Regions from separate parts of the Homo sapiens genome. Here region 2 is linked to region 1. Evidence: read pairs that join two places in POLR2A ChIA-PET (ENCODE). Cell type or tissue: A673. All regions are shown on one strand.

The links. Peaks named below come from ENCODE experiments on the same cell type or tissue, not always from the same donor. Only the 100,000 strongest peaks of a DNase experiment are listed, where the experiment ranks them.
Region 2: POLR2A ChIA-PET joins it to region 1 with 14 read pairs; 2 of 35 experiments call an interaction of 5 or more read pairs at or near these places.

The regions. Positions count from the first base shown.
Region 1 is chr22:38,825,426-38,833,425 of GRCh38, reverse strand. It overlaps NPTXR (neuronal pentraxin receptor), which reads left to right. Exons shown (of 5, transcript NM_014293.4): 2 at 4,914-5,139; 3 at 6,679-6,926. Among named protein-coding and RNA genes, the nearest start is that of NPTXR, 15 kb to the left of the region's middle. In A673, no CTCF peak of the experiment used is centred here; no DNase peak of the experiment used is centred here; H3K27ac peaks cover 892 bases.
Region 2 is chr22:40,717,215-40,725,214 of GRCh38, reverse strand. No RefSeq gene overlaps it. Among named protein-coding and RNA genes, the nearest start is that of MCHR1, 42 kb to the right of the region's middle. RefSeq lists an enhancer at 2,728-3,341. In A673, no CTCF peak of the experiment used is centred here; a DNase peak (open chromatin) is centred at 3,734; H3K27ac peaks cover 684 bases.

The DNA of each region.
Region 1 (8,000 bases):
ATGGTTGGATGGGGGAGGTGAGGGGCCGTGGTCCACACTGCTCCCCCTGAAGGCTGCTCACTTTCCACCTGGTCCTGGTGCCCCTGCAGTCTGCCCCTGGTGAGGGAGGTGGGGTGGCAGGATGGGGTTTCTCTGAGAAAGCTTTCTGACCCCAAACTCCCACCGTTGCAAAACCTGGTGGTCTGGCCGTCCCAGAACAGCCTCTGCCTCACTGCCAGCTGGGAGTACCACTACCTGGGTGATCCTGGGCAGGGGCAGTGGTGCAGAGGGTGGGACCCTGACCCTCAACAGACCCAGACCAGCAGTGTAGGCCTGAGGAATGAGCACAGTCTGTGGGCTGTGCAGAGGATGGGACTCTGGCCCTGGAGTCCTGCACCTGCCTTCTGCTCCCTGCAGCAAGGGAATAGACCCCGGGTGGGGCTAAGGTGATGGGGTTTCCCTGCATCCTCCCAGCCTCAGCCACCCCACGCTGGCAGGACCCTCCTATCAGTCTCCCTTTGTGAAGCTGCCCTGCGCCATAGTCTCACACAACCTTCTGGATCTTCTAGACTTCCCGTGGCCATTAGTACCTCTCCTGCTTGCCTTCGAGTTAGGCAGGGCAACCAGCACTGTGCCCACTTGGCAGATCAACCAACAGACCCAGACCATCAGTGTGAGCCTGAGGAATGAGCACAGATTTCAGGATCAGGAAGGCCAGGCTGGAGTGCTGGCTCTGCAGCGTCACAGGTATGTGACCTTAGACAGGCACTGAGCCTCAGTTCCCTCATCTCTGAGTGGGCCTCCCTACTTCCCCAGGCTGTTGAGAGCAGCCTAGAACTGTTTGCACAGATCTTCCCTAGTGCGGGGCCTGGCATGCAGCGAGTGCTCGATGGAGACAGCTGCTGCCGTTAGCATTCTGATTGAGTGCTAATGAGCCCAGCACATTATGGCTGAGCCAGGCCTAGAACAAGGGGCTCTGGCTCTAGGCCCAGCACACTTACGCCAAACCCCACCCCGGACTCCCAGCGGGACAGGCCATGGGTTCCCAGCCTCCACCTTTCTGCCCCAGCAGGAGCTGAGTGGGGGTGCTGGCGTCATCATTCCCTCCATCATCTTAGGTGAGGGGCCCAGTTGGCATCGGGCCGGGAGCCCACGCGGCACAGCCTGCGCCCACAGCAGATGGGAAGTGGGGGTGCGGGAGTCGTGTTCTTCTGATTCAGACACTGGGACGGGGAGGGACTCACACACGATCCGGCGAGCCCACCTCCTCCATGGCCTTCCTGGCCGCTGCAGAGCCAGTGGCTCTGACAAAAGAACAGCTTGAGCGCACACCCCCTCAGCCCGCACGTTTTCTCCTCCAAACAGCGTCTGTTTAAATAGCCTCGACTCCCTGTTCTTGCTGGCAGATCTTCCTCCCTCTGTTCTTCCTGGCAAGTCTTCCTCCCTCTCTCCCTTTGCTGGAGAGAGGAGATGCTGGCTCCAGGGGTATCGGTTTGGCCCAGCCCCATTGCTATAGACAATTCAAAACGACTCCTGCCTTGGTTTCCCATCTGTGAAATGGGGATACGAAGAGTGCCAGCCTCAGCGAGCAGCTGCGAGGATTCATGAGTAAACACATGCCAAGTGCCTATGATGGGCCCGGTGCACAGCCTCACTCCCGCATGCCCCTCTGGCCTCAAGCTTGGCACAGAGCGGGTGGAGAACTGAGGACAGAACAGTACCTGGGACCAGGGACACCCTGCCCCAGCCCGCCCTTCCAGCCCTGAGATGAAATGCGCCCCTTGAGCTGATTGCCTCAGTCCAAGGCTTCCTGGAAGTCCAGCCATCTCGAATGCAGTGGGTGGCTGACCCTGTCACCCTGTGGGCCATCCAGTGTCACCTGAAGGCTCTGGAGGTAATGAGCGCCCCATCAGCTAATGTAGTCAAGCCCCACAGTTGGCATTATGCTTTTATAGTCCATGAGGGCCTGTCACTTGTCCTCCCATCCTTCCATCTGTCCTGGGAATGAACAAGAGGAAGTCTGTTTCACCCCACACACACTTTTTTTTGTCTCGCTCTGTTGCTCAGGCTGGAGTGCAGTGGTATGATCATGACTCACCGCAGCCTCAACCTCCTGGGCTTAAGCAATCCTCCTGCCTCAGCCACCCAAGTGGCTGGGGCCACAGGCATGCACCACCATGCCTGGCTAATCTTTGTATTTCTTGTAGAGATGGGGTTTCGCCATGTTGCCCAGGCTGGTCTCGAACTCCAGGGCTCAAGCGCCTGTCTTGGCCTCCCAAAGTGCTGGGATTACACACATGAGCCACCATGCCCAGCCTGTTCCCGTTTTAGAGGAGGGGAAACCAAGGCTTTGTGGTTAGTCTGCACCAGAGTCAGGGTTTATAGGCACCTTGACAGAAGGAGCCCTCGGGAAAGCAAAGATGAATGTAAGCGGGGAGTGCACTGTAAGGCTCCTCGCCCATCCCATGCCCACCTTCACCTGGCCTCCACCCCATCCTCGTGGGCCAAGTAGGCATCTGCGTGGCTGGGAGGCCGTGACCTCTTACACAAGAGGTGGGGGGGGTGGATAATGGTGGCCAGAGTCCCCCCTCTCCCGCTGCTTTCATGGGTCCCTTTCCAGAGCCAGCCTGGACGACCACAGTGACTTGTGTCTGTTGCCCCATCTTACAGCCTGGAATGGAGAGGTTGATCCTCAGCCCCTCCCACTGCCAGCAGAAGAGGGGGGTTGCTGAGTGTGAGTGGCACCAGACCCCCTGCCCTGTGAAGCAACCTCACCTTTCCCATGGGAGCCAAGGGACAGGTGGGACAGAGAGGGAATAGGGCTTCTGGAGAGGCCGCTTGGCAGATGCCAAGAGAGGCTGCGTGGCGAGTGATGCAGAGGGGGCGGGCGAGCCAGACTGCTAGGCTCAGATCCCAGCTCTGCTCCTGCTCCTGGTGTGATCTTAGTTAACTCACCCTAGTTTTCCTGCCCCTGAAATGGGGACACTGGCATGTTAAGTGGATTCAGAGAGGGAATGTTTGCAAGGTGTCTGCTAAGGCTCAGCCGGCAGCAAGAGCGTCCCATTCAGTCTTCCCACCTACCCCATGCACCCAAAACCATGCCCCCGGCACCCACTGTGGGCCAGGCTCTGGGCACTTCCCTTACACGCCATCATTTAATGCTGGCCAGCCCTGGAGGCTGAGCATTCCGTGTCTCCATCTTATAGAAGGGGAAAAATGATCTCGGAGTGTCAGCCCACCTGTCCCTACTCTCACGGGGCAGTGGCAGAGCCGAGGGCCGGTTCCTGCAACTCCTCAAAATGAGGTCACATTGCTGTCCACACTGGCAGCTCCCAAGTCTCGGGCACTGAGCATGGCAGTGGTCCTTTGCCCCCAGCACTCTGATGCAGGGGACGCACTTCTCCCCTTGTCCCATGGCTAGAAAACAGGCTCAGAGAAGTTAAGGAGGAGTGCACAGCTCAGAAGGAACACGCGGCCCTCAGTCACAGCAGCCACCAGCAGTGTCCAGTGTCACCCAGCAAATGACTGACAAGGCCATTGGCTGGGCCAGTGAGGCTGGACAGGGGATTCTATACTTGTCCCAGGCTGCAAGGCCATCCCCTCGCAGCTTAGGAAACTGAGGAAAGGTGGGGTTCTTGGTTTTCTGTTTTGCCTCCAGCCACAACTTCAGCATCTGGGGCAGTGCCCAGCACAATGGGGGTGCCCTCTGAATGTTTGCTCAGTGACTGAATCACAGAATGCAATGAGTTCGTGTCTGGGGCCTAAGCCTGGGAGCAAGGAACTGACTGAGCAAAAACTTCCCAGGCCCCTGGGGAGTTCGCAAGCATCAGGCCTGGTAGCGGGGACCATGGAGGAGGGGGAATCCAGGAGGATGGTGGAGGATGGTGAAGGTTTAATTTAGCTCCTAGCAGCTCATTGAATTATTAATCTCCTACTGACATTTCTGTGACATGTCTGCCACAGACTGTCCCCTTGAAGAGTCTGGACCTGCGGCCTCACCTGCGTTCCTCCACCCCAGAGGGGCCTTCTTCCAGCAGGAGAAGGGGAAGGAAACCCTCCCAGCTCCTGCCCCAGTTCTGCTGCCCTTGGGGTCTTAAGATAAGACAGGCATGTCATGGGGAACTCTGAACACTTAGACCTCATCCCGGGCTGGATGGGGGATGTCAGAGCCTACCCTGGAACACCCTGCCCTAGACAGCAATTGCAATAAGCAGGCTCTGTTTATTGATATTTAATCCTTAGTCCTCCCCACAACTCTCCAAATAGGTGCAGCTCTCTTTTGAGTAAACAAGTTCAGAGAAGTCAGGATATTTTCTCAGAGTCACATAGCAGATTGGTTACCGAGCTGGTTTTGAACCCTGGGCTGTCTGACTCCAAAGTATGTGATTTCAACCACCTGTCACCCTGGTATGGTCAAGCCACCGGGGCCCTGCTCCAGAAGTCCCTGTTTCACGCCCTGAGTGGGCCCAGTGGCCATACAGAGCCTTTTGCCAAGGACCGTTCTAGAGAAGCTTGCTGAGTGAGGGAATGAAGACTAAGATGGTCCGCCCCTTTACCAGCCTATCAGTGTCTAGCCTTGCTGCTATGAAGGACTAGGGTGGGGCGTTCAGCCCCAGCTGCACCCTGAAACCACCTGGGGGACCTTCACAGCACTCATGGCCACGCCCCACACCCCCACCACAGCCTGAGCTGTCCTTGAGGGCCGGGGCCAGCTCTGCCTGCTGCTCGCCGTCATGTGCCAGCACCAGGAACAGAGCCTGCCAGGGACCCAGGATGCATCTGTTGCCTGATGTTGGCCATTGTCATTCCCATTTTGCATACTGGGGAAGCTGAGGCTCCCCTGGGGTCACTGAGCAGGGGCGGTAGGCATCTGAGTGTTCCCAGCCTGTCCTTCCTCCCCTCAGTTGATTTCTGTTTCTCTGCCCTGTGAACAGCAGGAGCTTCCAGCCCGTGTGAACCTCTCAGCTGCCCCAGCCCCAGTCTCTGCTGTGCCCACCGGCCTACACTCCAAGATGGACCAGCTGGAGGGGCAGCTGCTGGCCCAGGTGCTGGCACTGGAGAAGGAGCGTGTGGCCCTCAGCCACAGCAGCCGCCGGCAGAGGCAGGAAGTGGAAAAGGAGTTGGACGTCCTGCAGGGTCGTGTGGCTGAGCTGGAGCACGGTGGGTCCTGGGTCCTGCAGAGGGCATTGGAGGGGTCCTCAGGATGACAGAGCCATTCAAAAAATATATCCATGCTCCCCGGAGGCTAACATCGACAGACTGGAGGGTGGGGAGGAGGCTGTGGAACACACAGTGGAGAGAATCATTGGGGGATATTGTTATCATTATCAACATTATTAACAGATCTCATTTTCTGGCACTTACTGTGTCCTGGGAGTGGGCTAAGTACTTGATACATCAGCTGATTTAATCCACAGTTTTCACAGATGAGAAGACCGAAGCTCAGAGAAGTCAAGTGACATGCTCAAGGTCACACAGACAAAAGTGGCGGGTCTGGACCTCAAACAAGGTCTGACTCCACAACCATACATTTAACCACCCACAAAATAGCATTTTCAATGACTTGGTCAGGATTTTGTTTAACACTTGTGCCTGGCACTGCCAAGGGGTCAAAGGAACATAATGGGCAGGGTACAGGTATAAGCATAAGGAGACCTGGCTCCTGGTTGCATATCTGTCTCTGGCTTGCTCTGTGACCTCAGAAGTTCACTTCCTTCCCCAGGCCTCAGTTTTCCTCATCTGAGAAATAGGGGTTTAGGACTCATGAGCTCTCAAAGACCTTTCAGCTTTCAATTCTTGTGAAGACCACCCTTAAGAGGCTTACAGACAAGTTGGGGAGAACAGGAGAAATGGTGAGCAGTTAGCTGGGACCAGCTTACATGGGGAACAGGGGTTCAGGAGAAGAAAATCCAGGCCCAGGCATGGTGGCTCATGCCTGTTATCCCGACACTTTGGGAGGTTGAGGTGGGCGGATCACCTGAGGTCAGGAGTTCAAGGCCAGCCTGCCCATCATGGCAAAACCCCATTTCTACTAAAAATGCAAAAATTAGCTGGGTGTGGTGGTGCATACCTGTAATCCCAGCTACTCGGGAGGCTGGGGCAGGAGAATTGCTTGAGCCTGGGAGGTGAAGGTCGCAGTGAGCTGGGCAACAGAGGGAAACTCCGTCTCAAAAAAAAAAAAAAAAAGAAAGAAAAAAAGAAAAAGAAAAGAAAAGAAAGAATATCCAAGCTGCTTCCTGGAGGAGGCAGGCCTCAAGCTACTTCTTGAAAACAGTGGTGAGGAGCAAATTTCAGAATGGAGGGGCCATCGCAGGGGCACAGCTGCAGGGGAGGGACAGGTCTGGTGGCTCAGGGCCAGCATCCTAGGTGGAGCACAGGAACAGGAGAAGCAACCTCCAGCCCTCCTCAGCCCTGCCTCTGGCCTGTCTACCCCGGGTCTCCCAACAAGTTTAATTTGTTGACGGTCACGTGGCTGGGAAGTGGGGGAGACGAGATTTGGTCTCAGGACATCTAAGGTCCAGAGCCCCTGCACTTTAATCACACCCCTCAACACAGAGGTGGAGCAGAGAGAGCCCTGAAGGCACTGGGCATGCAGCAGGTGCCTGGGAGCTGTTAGCCATCTTTCTGAAGTGTGCCCTGTCCACCCCACCCTTTTCGGTGTCCACCGACCTCCACCATGTCTGCCTTGCCCACCCTCAGGGTCCTCAGCCTACAGTCCTCCAGATGCCTTCAAGATCAGCATCCCCATCCGTAACAACTACATGTACGCCCGCGTGCGGAAGGCTCTGCCCGAGCTCTACGCATTCACCGCCTGCATGTGGCTGCGGTCCAGGTCCAGCGGCACCGGCCAGGGCACCCCCTTCTCCTACTCAGTGCCCGGGCAGGCCAACGAGATTGTACTGCTAGAGGCGGGCCATGAGCCCATGGAGCTGCTGATCAACGACAAGGTAGGCAGGGCTGGCAGGGAGGGCTGGCTGGGGGAGGGCCACCCTTCCAGAAGCACCCACTCCACACTGGGCTCTTTCATTCTCCTGCTCATTCTCCTGCTCTGCATATTCAGCACACATTAAGTACCTACCGTGTGCTAGGCTGGGCTCTGGGAATATAAAGACAAGCCAGACATGGAGCTGCCGGAAGAGAGGCTGTGTCCAATAGAGGCTCTAAGTGTTGTTCCATTTTACAGAGGAGGCAAGTGAAGCTCTTGGGGATCCAGTGACTTCCCCAGTGACCCAGCTATGGGACAGGGCTGAGGTGTCTGCCCCCAGGGCCCTGCTCATCATCCTGGACTTAAAGAGAAGGGAGGTGGCCGGGCGCACTGGCTCATGCCTGTAATCCCAGCACTTTGGGAGGCCGAGGCGGGCGGATCACGAGGTCAGGAGATTGAGACCATCCTGGCTAACATGGTGAAACCCCATCTCTACTAAAAATACAAAAAAATTAGCCGGGTGTGGTGGTGGGCACCTGTAGTCCCAGCTACTCGGGAGGCTGAGGCAGGAGAATGGCCAGAACCCGAGAGGCAGAGCTTGCAGTGAGCTAAGATCGCACCACTGCACTCCAGCCTGGGCGACAGAGGAAGACTCTGTGTCAAAAAAAAAAAAAAAAAAAAGAGAGAGAGAGAAGGGAGGTGCACAGACCTACCTGGGGATGGAGGGAGGAAGGGAGTGCTTGTGGCCTCCTCGTTCCTTCTACTTCCCTGGAGCCAGCCCCTCGGGCCCTCCCCGCTATGGAGAGTAGAAAGGTGTTGTGCTCAGGCTCTGGGACCCAAATGCTGGTTTGAGTCTTGGTTCTGCATCTTCACCATTGTGTGACCTCAGACTAGTCTTCTACTTGCCCTGTGCCTCAGTTTGCTTATCTCTAAAGCAGGAATGATAAGAACTCTTGTCTCTTAGGGTTGTAGTGAGAAGTGGCTTAAATGCATGTAGAGGGCTTTGAGCAGATCCTAGCGTTTAGCAGACATCAATAACTGTGAGCTATTTTTATTATACTGGGCACTGTGCTAATAAGCAGTTTACTCACATTAT
Region 2 (8,000 bases), 1.9 Mb before region 1:
GGACCAAAAGATGCAAACATTAGGGCAAAAACATGAGGGTTGAAGTGAAGTCTTCAACCAAATCCAGCATATAAAAAATCTCAGTTTGGGCCGGGTGCCATCGCTGACACCTGTAATCCCAGCACTTTGGGAGGCTGAGGCGGGTGGATCACCTGAGGTCAGGAGTTCAAGACCAGCCTTACCAACATGGTGAAACCCCATCTCTACTAAAAATACAAAAAATTAGCTGGGCGTGGTGGCAGGCGCCTGTAATCCCAGCTACTTGGGAGGCTGAAGCAGGAGAATCGCTTGAACCCCGGAGGCAGAGGTTACAGTGAGCCGAGATCGTGCCACTGCATTTCCAGCCTGGGTGACAGTGCAAGACTCCGTCTCAAAAAAAAAAAACAAAAAAAAAAAACATGCTTGAGACTTTAGAAACACTTCTCTCAATAACTCATGGGTGGAAGGAGAAATCATGATGGATATTTAAATTATTTAGAATTAAGTGATAATGAACATGCCTCATATCAAAACTTGTGAGATGCCTTAAGGTCATACTTAAAGGGAAAGGTATGGCCTTAAATGCTTATAGAAGAAAGGCTTAAAGGTTAATGAGAGATTATGGGAGGTCGAGGCAGGTAGATCACATGAGGTCAGGAGTTTGAGACCAGCCTGGGCAACTTGGCAAAACCTGTCTCTACTAAAAATAGAAAAATTAGCTGAGTGTGGTGGTGCGCACCTGTAATTCCAGCTACTCGGGAGGCTGAGGTAGGAGGATTGCTTGAGCCCAGGAGGCGGAGGTTGCAGTGAGTGGAGGTTACAGGCACCCGCCACCAAACCCAGCTAATTTTTGTATTTTCAGTAGAAATGGGGTTTCACCATGGTGACCAGGCTGGTCTCGAACTCCTGACCTCAGGTGATCCACCCGTCTCGGCAGCCCAAAGCGCTGGGATTACAGGCATGAGCCACTGGTGCCCGGCCACTTTTTTTTTTTTTAATTATAAAATTCTTATTGATTTTAAATTTTAAAAAAATCTTTACTCTGTGCCTATGATTACCCAGGCTGTTGCTTTTTAACATATGGTGAGTGTCCTGGACACCGCCTGTCTGTTGCTAGCTGCTGCCATGGGATGAACCGCCGGCCAGGCTACACTGATTTATACAATATTAGGTTTCCTAAAAGAGGAAGGCCTACCTGTGGCCCTCACCTAAGAGCTTTCGGGGCAATTCGTGAAGTAAGTATACATAAAAAAGATTCCTACCATTGCATACCAAAAAAAAAAAAAAATGGTTACCGTCATATCAACGTCATGTTGCCAGGAGCCCCAGGTGCTCCTGCACGCCAGGGCCCCCGCTCCGAATGCTGCCCATTGCATCGTTTTCCACCTCCCTCTCGCCCGGAGCCTCTTCTGAACCCTTCTCATTGGAATCCCTTTCAATGGCAAACCTCATTCCTCATTCTACTCCCTGAATGCTCTCTCCTGGTCCTCATTCTTCCCTTGGAACACCGCCCCCTGGTATCGCTCTTGGAAGGCTATTTCTCATTCACACCTTTCAGACCTAGAGGTCTAGGGGTGAGGTTTGCCTCCTCCAACACCTCCCACAACCGACTACCCCTCTGTTCCACCTCCCACACGAAGCCTCCCTGGCCCTACCCTCTTCTCCAGCCCCACCGCCTCTGTCCCACTGTCCCACTTCAGACCTTATCACGCTTGATCTTGATATTACAAGAGCCTCCTTGGTCCTCCTCCACCTGCAGTCCAGGTCCTCCTTTCCTTCTCCACACTTCTCCACACAGCAGGCCATTCCCAGAGGGATCTTTTTTTTTTTTTTTTTTTTTTGAGACAGAGTTTCGCTCTTGTTGCCCAGGTTGGAGTGCAGTGGCATGATCTTGGCTGACCGCAACCTCCACCCGCCAGGTTCAATCAATTTTCCTGCCTCAGCCTCCCAAGTAGCTGGGATTACGGGGTCATGCCACCATGACCAACTAATTTTTGTATTTTTAGTAGAGACAGGGTTCCACCATGTTGGCCAGGCTGGTCTCGAACTCCTGACCTCAGGTGATCCACCCTCATTGGCCTCCCTAAGTGCAGGGATTACAGGCATAAGCCACCGTGCCCAACCCCAGAGTGATTTTTCTAGAAGCACAGATTGTCCTGGCCCTGTTCCCAGTGGCTTACCTTTCAGGGAGGTCTCCTTTACCTCCCCTGGGCAGTTAGGTGGTCGCCCCCTCCGGCTCCTCTAGCACCAAGGCAAACCTTGGTCACATTACCTGTCACATCCCTGGCACATCTGTCAACTTTGAGGAGAGGAAACAGGTAGGTGTGGCCATGCAAGGTGAGACCTGTGGATCCCCAGCTTCAGCAGCACACGAGGGCTTGTTAGGAAGGCAAAATCTGGCCAGGCGCGGTGGCTCACTTCTGTCATCCCAGCACTTTGGGAGACCGAGGCAGGAAGAGTTCGAGACCAGCTTGGGCAATGTAGTGAAACCTCATCTCTACAAAAAAATGCAAAAATTAGCTGGGCATGGTGGTGCATGCCTATAGTCCCAGCTACTCAGGAGGCTGAGGTGGGACGATCAACTGAGCCACAAGAGGTGGAGGCTGCAATGAGCTATGATTGTGCCACTGCACTCCAGCCTGGGCAATAGAGAGACCCAGTCTCAAAAAAGAAAAAAAAAAAGAATTTTAATTTGCATTTAACAAGGTCCCAAGTGATTTGCTTGCACTTTATTTATTTAGTTTTTTTTTTTTTTTTTGAGACGGAGTTTTTCGCTTTTGTTGCCCAGGCTGGAGTGCAATGGCACGATCTTGGCTTACCACAAACTCCTCCTCCTGGGTTCAAGCAATTCTCCTGCCTCAGCCTCCCGAGTAGCTGGGATTCCAGGCGTGCGCCACCACGCCCGGCTAATTTTGTATTTTTAGTAGAGACAGGGTTTCTCTATGTTGGTCAGGATGGTCTTCAACTCCTGACCTCAGGTGATCCACCTGCCTTGGCCTCGCAAAATGCTGGGATTACAGGTGTGAGCCACTGCTCCCGGCCTTGTTTGCACTTTGAAATTTGAGAAGCACTGAATACTGAAGAGAAGCATCAGCAAGGTGAGGGGACGATTTCCAAGTTCAAATAATTTTCATTGCCTTAGTTTGGGAGAGCTTGGGGTGAGAGTGGGTGAGGACAGCCAATTGAAATGACCTACTGTAGGCTGGGCATGGTGGGTCATGCCTGTAACGCCAGCATTTTGGGAGGCCGAGGCAGGCAGATCACTTGAGGTTAAGAGTTCGAGACCAGCCTGACCAACATGGCAAAACCCTGTCTCTACTAAAAGTACAAAAGTTAGCCGGGCATGGTGGTGCATGCTTGTAATCCCAGCTATGTGGGAGGCTGAGGCAGGAGAATTGCTTGAACTCAGGAGGCGGAGGATGCAGTGAGCCAAGATCATGTCACTGCACTCCAACCTGGGTGACAGAGCAAGACTCTGTCTCAAAAATAAAAAAATAATAATAATTGAAATAACCTACTGACATCCTAGAATGAATAAAATCAATGCAAGCTTTGAGGCTTAGATCTGGAAGAGATCCTATTATTCTGGAAACAGCTGACAGTTTCAGATTGATGCTGTGCTGCAGTGAATAAGGCAGACAGATGCCAGGATATGTCAGCAAAAGACCTGTCACAGCATCAATTAAGAGAAATGTTGAACACTCACCCCTTTGTCGGAGCCAGCATGAAGCAGGAGCACAGCAGCAGGAGGGCGAGAAGAGGGGAGACAGCTCTGTCCTGGCAACAGGAAATTGCCTCGGGAAGATTGATTTGCACTTAGTGCAAAGTCACTGTGAGGTCAGAAAGGGCTGTGTGTTGAATCTTTTCTGCATGTTCGACTCACCCGGGTCGTCCTGCCCAGTATGCACTTAGCACTCCTATTACTCAAAGACTCATCACAGGCAATGGCACTTAAATAATGGACCCTTAAGCCTAACCTTCTGAAAGGCTCCGGTTGTCTTTTATTAATAAAAACTAGATCTCTAGGGAAGAGCTAAGCTCTCCTACAGGGCAGTCAGTGTGGGGGCAGCTTGGTGGGGTGGGGGAAGGATGAGGGGGCTGTATTAATAGCCTTTGGGCACCCAGGAGAATGCTGCTGAGGAGAGCGTCACTGTTGATGTGCATATCTAGCTCCATGGGCCAAGTACCGCAGTGGAAAGTTCATGATCCCACGTGTTCCACTTCCTAGCCGTATCACGCTGGTATTCTCATTCCTACAGCTGAAAAACCTGAAGCAGAGGTTGCATGACTTGAGGCATCCCACTGCTAACTAATGGCAGAGATGCTGATATGGGTTGAATTCTGTCCCCTAAAAAAAGATATGCTGAAGTCTTAGACTATAACCTTATTTGGAAACGGGGTCATTGCAGATGCAGTTAGTTAAGATGAGATCATACTGGAGTGAGTGGAGCCTTTAATCAAAGATGATTTATGTCCTTATAAGAAGTGGGAGGCCGGCTGGGCACGGTGGCGTGTGCCTGTAATCCCAGCACTTTGGAAGGCTGAGGCAGGTGGATCACCTGAGGTCAGGAGTTTGAGACCAGCCTGACCAACGTGGTGAAACCCCATCTCTACTAAAAAAAAAAAAAAGGAAAAATTAGCTGGGTATGGTGGTGCATAACTGTAATCCCAGCTACTTGGGAGGCTGAGGCAGAAGAATTGCTTGAACCGGGAGGCGGAGGTTGCAGTGAGCCGAGATCTCACCATTGCACTCCAGCCTGGGCAACAAGAGAAAAACTCCATCTCAAAAAAAAAAAAAAAAAAAAAAAGAAGTGTGAGGCCAGGCAGTGGCTCACATCTGTACTCCCAGCACTTCTGGAGGCCAAGGTGGGAGGATTGTTTGAGCCCAGGAGCTCGAACCAGCCTGGGCAACATAGTGAGATCCTGCCTCTACAAAAAATTTTAAAATAAGTTGAGTGTGGTGGCACACTTCTGTAGTCCCAGCTACTTGAGAGGCTGAGGTGAGAGGATCACTTAAGCCTGGGAAGTGGAGGCTGCAGTGAGCCTTGATCGCGACACTGCACTCCAGCCTGGGTGACAGAGTGAGACCCTGTCTAGAAGGAGAAGGAGGAGGAAGGAAGAAGAGAAGAGAGGAGACACACAGGGGCAGATAGCTATGCGACAGTGGAGGCAGAGATAGCAGCGATGCAATTCCTACTTGCTAGGGAAGCCAGGATCACTGGCAAACACGAGAAGCTGGAGATTGAAGGAAGGATCTTCCTTCCCTACAGGTTTTGGGGGGAGCATGACACTGCCAACACCTTCATTTTGGACTTCCAGCCTCCAGAACTCTGAGGCAACACATTTCTGTCATTTTAAGTAACTCAGTTTGTGATACTTTGTTACTGCAGCCCTGGAAAACAAATACAGGTGGGATTCAGACTTTGGCCTGCTGAGCCTGTGGTTTTCCCGTTGATGTCGCCCTGCAGCCATGACATGGACAGAGCTACTTGGGATGCTGGGATCGCAGCATCCGTACTCACCTGCTCTCTGGAGCCCTCCTGCGCACATGGTAACATAGTTGTCCACAGTCACGTGGAGAAGGGGGATGCTGCTTGGAAAGCTTCAAAAATGGAGTAGACTCCTACCCAGGAGGAAGCCAGACTCCTGCATGGAGGGACCCTTTACATCCCATGATTTTATAAAGAAAGAAAGCAGATGACGTGTTGTCGTCAGCCATATAGAAGCAGAACCTGAGTCAGAGATCCCTGTGCAAGGGATTTATGGAGAAAGGGTTCCCAGCAAAAAAAAAAGAAAGAAAGAAAGAAAGAAAGAAAGAAAAAAGCAGCCGGGCACGGTGCCTCATGCCTGTAATCCCAGTACTTTGGGAGGCCGAGGCAGGTGAATCATCTGAGTTCAGGAGTTCGAGACCAGGCTGGCCAACATGATGAAACCCCATCTCTACTAAAAATACAAAAAGTAGCCGGGTGTGGTGGCAGGCACCTGTAATCCCAGCTACTCAGGAAGCTGAGGCAGGAGAATCACTTGAACCCGGAAGGCAGAGGTTGCGGGAGCCGAGGTTGCACCCCTGCACTCCAGCCTGGGTGACAGAGCGAGACTCCATCTCCAAAAAAATAATAATAATAATCAAAAAGGTCTTAATACATGCCAGTCATCATTCTAAGCACTTTACATATGATAACTCATTTAATCCTTGCAACACCCTTAGGTATCATTATCCCCATTTCTCAGAGGAAGAAACTGAGGCTCAGATAGCATATGAGTAATTTGCAGGAGTTCACACAGCTGGTCACAGAGCTAGGATTTGAACCCAAGTTATCCAGTCCCAAAGTCTGTGCCCTTAGGCACTATGACAGGTCTGCAAAGTGACACCCAGCAGACACACATTTAAAGGTAAATCATTGTTACTGGTATCCGAGCCACTGATCCTAGCTTGACTTGGGGGGTGAGCTCTACAGAGGCTGATTCTCTGTAATCCTACCCTCCCCTTCTCCCCATCAGGGCCCTTCTTAGCACTCTGGGTGGTTGCTCCAACCATGCACCTGGAAGCTTGGGCTTGGGTTACAATGCTCTGTTTATGTGTTTGTCTCCCCTGATTGCCTGCCAGTGATTCTTCCTTCTCATATCTCAGCACTTAACATAGTTCTTGATATATATTAGGTGATAAAAATTGTCTCTTCTTTTAGCACTGGAGCCATGAGATACCCCTGAGAAGTGGTGAGCTTGTGGCGTGAAGAGCTGGGTGACCTCCTCTTCCTTTTGGTGGCCTGAGCCAGAGATGTCACTTCCTCACCTGCTCTTTTCTGCTTTCATGTCTCAAGCTGCCTGGGGGCTTCTTTTTTTAGGTCTCTTACACTCGACTAATCTGCGAATGGGCCAAGAACCCACAATGGGGAAAGGACAGACTCTTCAATACGCAGGTTGGGAAAACAAAATATTCACCTGCAGAAGAATTAAATTGGAGCCTTGTCTCACATCTTATATAAAAATCAACTGAAAATGGATTAAGGACTTTAACATAAGATGTGAAACTAGAAGAAAACATAGGGGAAAAGCTTCTTGACATTGGTCTGGGCAATGATTTTTTTTTTTTTTAATATATGATCCCAAAGCTCAAGAAAAAAAAATAGGTGAATGGGGCCAGGCACGGTGGCTCATGCCTGTAATCCCAGCACTTTGGGAGACCAAGGCGGGCAGATCACTTGAGGTCAGGAGTTCAAGACCAGCCTGGCCAACATGGTGAAACCTCGTCTCTACTAAAAATACAAAAACTAGCCAGGCATGGTGGTGGGCACCTGCAATCCCAGCTCCTTGGGAGCCTGAGGCAGAAGAATCACTTGAACCTGGGAGGCAGAGGTGGCAGTGAGCCAAGATCGTACCACTGCACTCCTGCCTGGGCAACAGAGTGAGACTTCGTCTCAAATAAATAAATAAATAAATAAATAAAACAAAAATACAAAAATTAGCCAGGCATGGTAGTGCATGACTGTAATCCCAGCTATTCGGTAGGCTGAGGTGGGAGGATCAACTGAGCCCAGGAGGCAGAGGTTGCAGTGAGCCAAGATCAAGCTATTGTATTCCAGCCTGGGTGACAGAGTGAGACACTGTCTCAAAAACAAAACAAAAAACGACCAAAACAACAAAAAAAGATGAACGGGGTGAAGAGACAACCTATGGAATGGGAGAAAATATTTGCAAACCATACATCTGATAAAGGATTAATAACCATAATATATAAGGAACTCAAACAACTCAGTAGTAATTAAACAAATAACCTGATTTAAAAACAGGCAAAGGACCTGAGCAGGCATTCCTGAAAAGAAGACTTACCAATAGCTAACAGGTAAATTAAAAAGTGTTCAGTATCACTAACCATCAAGAAAATGCAAATCAAAACCACAATGAGCTATCATCTCATGTGTGTTGGAATGGCTATCATCAAAAAACAAAAGATACCAAGTACTGGTAAGGATGTAGAGATAAGCAAGCCCTGTACACTGCTGTTTAACAGTGGATTTAAA